2 separate regions of the Mus musculus genome follow, and region 1 is linked to region 2. The links are chromatin loops, found by intact Hi-C in ENCODE. Cell type or tissue: heart. All regions are shown on one strand. Each heading gives the region's core, and the rest is flanking DNA. Links, peaks and the distances in the headings are about the cores only.

Evidence for each region. Peaks named below come from ENCODE experiments on the same cell type or tissue, not always from the same donor. Only the 100,000 strongest peaks of a DNase experiment are listed, where the experiment ranks them.
Region 1: a loop joins it to region 2, with 1.9 times the contacts of the local background. A loop is called at or near these places in 2 of 42 quality-filtered maps.

The regions. Positions count from the first base shown.
Region 1 is chr4:47,593,262-47,596,066 of GRCm38, reverse strand. It overlaps Gm42284 (a long non-coding RNA gene), which reads left to right. Exons shown (of 3, transcript XR_881261.2): 3 at 660-941. Among named protein-coding and RNA genes, the nearest start is that of Gm32487, 8.2 kb to the left of the region's middle. In heart, for the core only: no CTCF peak of the experiment used is centred there; a DNase peak (open chromatin) is centred at 1,646; H3K27ac peaks cover 128 bases.
Region 2 is chr4:47,643,970-47,646,774 of GRCm38, reverse strand. No RefSeq gene overlaps it. Among named protein-coding and RNA genes, the nearest start is that of Gm32544, 6.5 kb to the right of the region's middle. In heart, for the core only: no CTCF peak of the experiment used is centred there; a DNase peak (open chromatin) is centred at 1,524; H3K27ac peaks cover 827 bases.

The sequences.
Region 1 (2,805 bases), core at 164-2,663, 51 kb after region 2:
GAGGTGTTCCCAACCCTGTGATCTGGCCCTTCTTCCAAAGTGGCAGATGGGGCACAGGTGCCTGTCATGAAGCCACCCCCCTCCACCCCACACACACTGGGTATATCTGACCACTCATCACCCGACAGAGGACACACAGTCAGCTGAGCGGTGGGCACCTTCCAAGTGGAAGCCCCCAAAACTGCTGACTGCCGGGCTGCTGCCTTCAGCACAGACAAACGGTGCCAGGTCACGCTCTGCAGAAAACCTCGGAGTCAACCCTGGCTGTCCCAATGGCTTGTTTAAGGCTAATTTGTCTATGGTTTAAAATGTATAACACAACAGTCTTTGACCTCAATGACTCGTTGTGATCTAATTTGCTGGATCCCCAAAGTCATTCCGGAATAAGACCCTTCTTCTCACCCCCTTCATCTCCCAAAGCCTGTTAATTACCCTAGGCGATGAAATGTCTGGCAAGTAATAAAATCCCATTTGGTATTAGGTCTACCTGCGCCATGTCAGAGCAGACCCCAGAAATTTCTATCAAAGTTCCCAGCCCATCACAGGGTCCCAGGATATTGCCTTTCTATAGCTCTTGATCCTACCAACATAGCCCAGAAACCCTCTCCTACTGCTGCAGTTACATCCCGAGCCAGTAATATTGCTCTTTTTTCCTTCAGGGTCCAGCCACATCGAAAAGATCACAGCTGCAGAGAGCACCCCACCTCTGGCTATAGAGTGAAATGAAAACGAGGAGTGAAGCAAGAATAGATGGAAGGCAAGAATGATGGTGAACACCTCCAATCCCAGCACTTAGGAAGGATAAGCAGGCAGATCTCTGAGTTCAAGGCCAGCCAGGTCTCCATAGTAAGTTCCAGGCCAGCAAGGACTCAATAGTGAAAACATGCCTTTTTTTTTTTTTTTAATGCAGACAAGAGAAAGTAATTAAAAGGGCCAGAAAGAGATGATAATGGCTATGGTGATGATTACACCGTTGAGAAAAGGAGGGGTAACCCCTGACTATATGTTATAAATGTAGTCAGGGGTAGGAGGGATCTATCGTTCCCCTTGTCACCATGACCAACGGCCTGACAGGAAGCACTGAAAGGGAGGAAGAACTTATTTGGGTTCATGGCTTTAGGGGATATGGTCCATGATGGTAGGGAAGGCAGGGACGGGGAGGAGACAGTAACTTGACCATATGTACAGGAAGCAGAGCGGGGTTGAGGTCAGAGGTAGAACAAGGTTATAACTCTTAAGGCCCACCCTCCAGTGAATCTCTTCTTCCAGCTAGGCCCTACATGCTAAAGGTTCCCCAACCCCCCCCCCCAAATAAGGAGCTACCAGGCAGGGACCCAGTACTCAAACACATCATTCCACCTTCGAACCTTGTGACCTTAAATGACGGCCTCATATACTCGTATCGGTGCCAAGACTCTGGTCCCATAACATAACAACTCTTTTTTGGGATGCAGTACAAGAGTTCCCATCTCACATAACCTGAAGCGTTTGCACTCTGCGAAGTGTTTTCTGGAAACATCACAGTCCTCCTGCTCTGTGCTGATCATCACCTCTGGCTCCTAAGCGTGCTTCTCACGTGCTTCCTTGGCAGGCCGGCAGGAGGTTAAGGACTGCTTGATCCAGGGTGGAGGCTCAGCATGGAGCTAGGAACCACTAGAGCAGTGAGATGACCACAGTGTCAAGTGGCTACTCTGTGTGATGGGGATTCTAAAAATACACCCCCTGTCCTGCCACTCCTGGGGCACCAGTCCTGCCTGCCCATGTGCCAGGCAGACAGCAGCCTGCTCCCTCCTAACTCTCCCCGATGCCCCTACAGTCCAGGTCATCCTCTATTCTCAGCACTGGCTGTTGTATTAGCCACCTGCCTTCTCTTTCTTCTCCATGTGGCCGATCAGGCGGTTACTGGAAAACACAGTGACCTGTTAAGAGGCCACCACATAAGACAATAAGCAAAGCCCATTCTATTCAAGCAGCTATTCATTCACTCAGTTTAACATACATTAAGACAGCAGGGCAGAGTGCCTTTACTGGGTCAGGGCTGTAGTAAATGCCACACGTTAGGCAACAGAGAAGTTTTGCTCTAGGACTCCATACAACACTCAAGCACAGCCCAGTGCAGACTGGAATGATAGAGGTCAGGAGACTGGTGACATCTTACGAGATGAGGAGGCAAAGGACATGCAGAGTCCATAGGTCGGGAAATACTTTCATTGCCCATCACAGAAGTGATTCTCATGTGAAATGCACTGCATTGGACAATATTACGAGTTGTATTCTTTGATCCATGCCTCTTAAATGGCAGTCCTATTGTAGTTTTAGATGAAATATATTTTGCTTATGCTCTATAGAGCTATATACACACCCATGACTCAATAACAGGTGAGAAATGCTATGCTAACATTTTATCAGGGCTTATATATTTCTGATGTGTGGGATAGTGGTAAAGATTAAACTGACTGCTTTATCCTTTTTCGGGTTTCCCAATTATTCTACACTGAATACATCCTGCTTACATAACGAGATTAGATATGCTAAATGTTATTTTTAAACATTTTAAAAAGTGCGAGCCCTTGAGATGAAACAGTGGGCAAGCACGAGGCAGGTGGCTGTCTTCCCGGGGCAAAGCCCGCTCACAAGCTTTTGTCCTCTTCCACAGCAAGGACACTAGCTCAGGAGTACTGTCCCTGTCTGTGGGATTTCGGAGAGGCTAAATAAAGCTCTTGGCTCTGTGGGGGCTGAGGTAAGTGGAGCCTCTGGGGGAGCCCTCAGGGCTTTCCTGTCCTTGCTGAGGGGCATGCCAAGCCC
Region 2 (2,805 bases), core at 117-2,616:
TAAAAGTGAATCCACAGACATCCCCAGTAAGCAGAGACCTGTGGAAATGGACAGGAAACTTGGTAAATAACCAGGGAGTCATTCTAGACTTGTTTGCAGACATCACCCATTTGTGGCTGCCTGTCATGGGCAGTGAGTTCCCTGTCACTGAAGATGTGTGTAGCACTTATTACCGGAAGGCACCTGAAGCACGTTCTATTGCACTGTCCAATCCTCACAGGAATTGTCAGTGAGCAGTGACATTATTTCATAGCAATAGCCACCCAGTACAGAAAACTTAGAAAAGATTTTGCACAACCAGAAATGGGAAAAATTAAAGCCTCCTCTAATTTTACCACCTGGAGACAACTTTATCGCTGTGGTGTTTGGTCTATTTCTCCCTAGGCTTTTTCTCCCCCGCCCCCTATTTTTTGAGAGGGGTGCTTTGCATGTTGAATGTACAGTTCTAGAGTTTGCTTCTATTTGTAAACAATAGATGGGGAACCTCTTAGCAAACGCACAGCTGCCGCATGATGCTCAATGTGTGCCGGGTTAAGCTCTCACTCATATGGGTGTATGACAGCTTACTTAACAAACCTTCCGTTACTGAGCATTTAAATTGACTCCTATCTTTACTGTGAAAACAGCATCTCATAGCTCTATCATTTTGCGTATTCTTAATTATTTTGCCAGGGCACACTCCTAGACATGGGGATGGATTTCTGCTTTGGTTTTTGACAATTTCCCCTTTTTTTTGAAGGTTCCCAACAGCAACCCATGAGTGCGAACATTCACTTGCAGAAGTAAAACAGACCACTTCTTTTGTGTTTCTTTGCCATTTGATTTCTTTTCCTTTGTAAATTAAATAGAGTTCACGTGGTAATGCAATGCCTGGCCCGTAGAAATAAATACTAACTAATGCCATTACTATCAGCACCCTGGACTTTGTTGTAAGGTAGCGACCCTCGGACATTGTAAGTGCCAACCTCAAACCTGTCATTTTATTTACATTTAAACACATTTATTCTATTGACTGGAGCCACACATGTATAAACATTTTTATATGAAGAAATTCATGAGCCTTAATCTTATTCTGCCTCTGGCAACAGAACAGACCTTTCTGCTCTCAGCATATATAAATGTTGCTTAAGTGTTCATCTTATAAAGTCTTTGTGACACCATACATTATATGTAAATCCATAATGCGCCTAGGATTTATATAAAAGGTAGGGTGAAGACCAGAGGCTTTTCCCAAAACAACAAATGGCTTACCTAGTCAACAATGGAGCATTTTTTTCCCAAACTGGAACAGTAATGTTTTTGAATCAAGCTCTGTGAATAGCCCCTTCTGAGTGGAGAGGGATTAATTGCTGCATGTCAGAAGTCAGCATGGGGCCAGTGCTGTTAAACACACTAATGGCTGAGGTGGATGGGGCTCTGGCAAGCAGGCTGCAAGCTTCTCCCTGTCCAGTGGTGACTTAAGTGGGTGACTTAGAGCCCAACATGACAGTGAGGAAAACCAGACAGCCCTCAGTGTCAGCAGGGAGCGTGGCTGTGGTGTGTGGTTGCCATCTGCCTGGAGCCTCACCCAACTCCTTGGCCCTCACAGTGTAAAACCAAAAGTGGAGAGGTCTGGGAATGGCCAGGGCCTAGAAAGGCCACACCCAGAGTCTCCTCCTGCTGAACACTCAGCAGAGGCCTGTGTCCCAGCTTTCCCTCCTACATGATTGTCCTCTCTGCTCCGAGCACTTCCAGAGTGTGCCTGCTTTCCTACATGCCACACTCTGTCCTTTTCTTCAAAGTTCACATTTCAGATTTAAGTGATTCTTCTCTAGAATGTGTTTCTGTGCTATATATGGCTGACCCTCACTGCACAGTGTGTCCACATTTGAACTGTCTGTTGGGAGGCTGAGTTTCTGAACACAGCTCTTAGTCACTACTGACAGCAGTCAAGGCTACCATGGCAATTTGACCCCATGTGTTTTACCTCAATCCTATACGACATCCTGGCAACTGGGAGGGAAAGACCCCAGAAACGATTTGTCGAAGAGGGACAGAGTGGGTCAGAAATAGACCTGGAATTCTATTCACATTTCACGCTTACATAAAAACAGGCCTCATTCAGTGCCCATTCTACCACCTCAGTGACTCCCTTCCCACTCCTGTCAGGGTTTCTTGGGAATCCTTTGCTTTAACAAACCCAGAGATAGCCCAGTCAGTAAAGTGTTTTGCAAGTACCAGGACATCCTCCTCTTGGTTTGTTCTGCCTTCTCAGAACTCAGGGCAGGACCAGATCTGGGACCCATGCAGTACCAATATATATCACCCTGGAATTTTTGTTAATGAAGCCAATGGTCCTCTGGTCTTTGAGGAAATGGTTTGCTTTGGAATGGAGCCCATACACAGGCAGGCAGTCGAAGATGAGAGAGACAGAGGGGATGGGAGAGCTTCTGGATGCTGTGCGAACTTAAAATCCAGCCACCCTAAAGGAAAACCCCTTCAATCCCATGGCCCTGTGAGCTAACAGGTTCTTTTACTTATGTGTGCAAAACATCTGGAGTTGAGTTGCTATCATGTGCAACCCATATAGATCTGAGGCCTTGTGAATCTTTGGTACCCATAGGCAGTATCCACACTGCCTGCCCAGTCCCTGTGCTTCTCACACTTACATTCATGAAATGATTGAGTCAAGACCCCTTATTCCAAGATGTGAACTGTTCCTTGATGAGATTCCAGGCCTATGGAACTTCACCTCGACTTGATCAGGACAACTACAGAAGCATTGCTAGCAGTAAACCAAGTATTGATACCGTAGGTGAGAGTCAC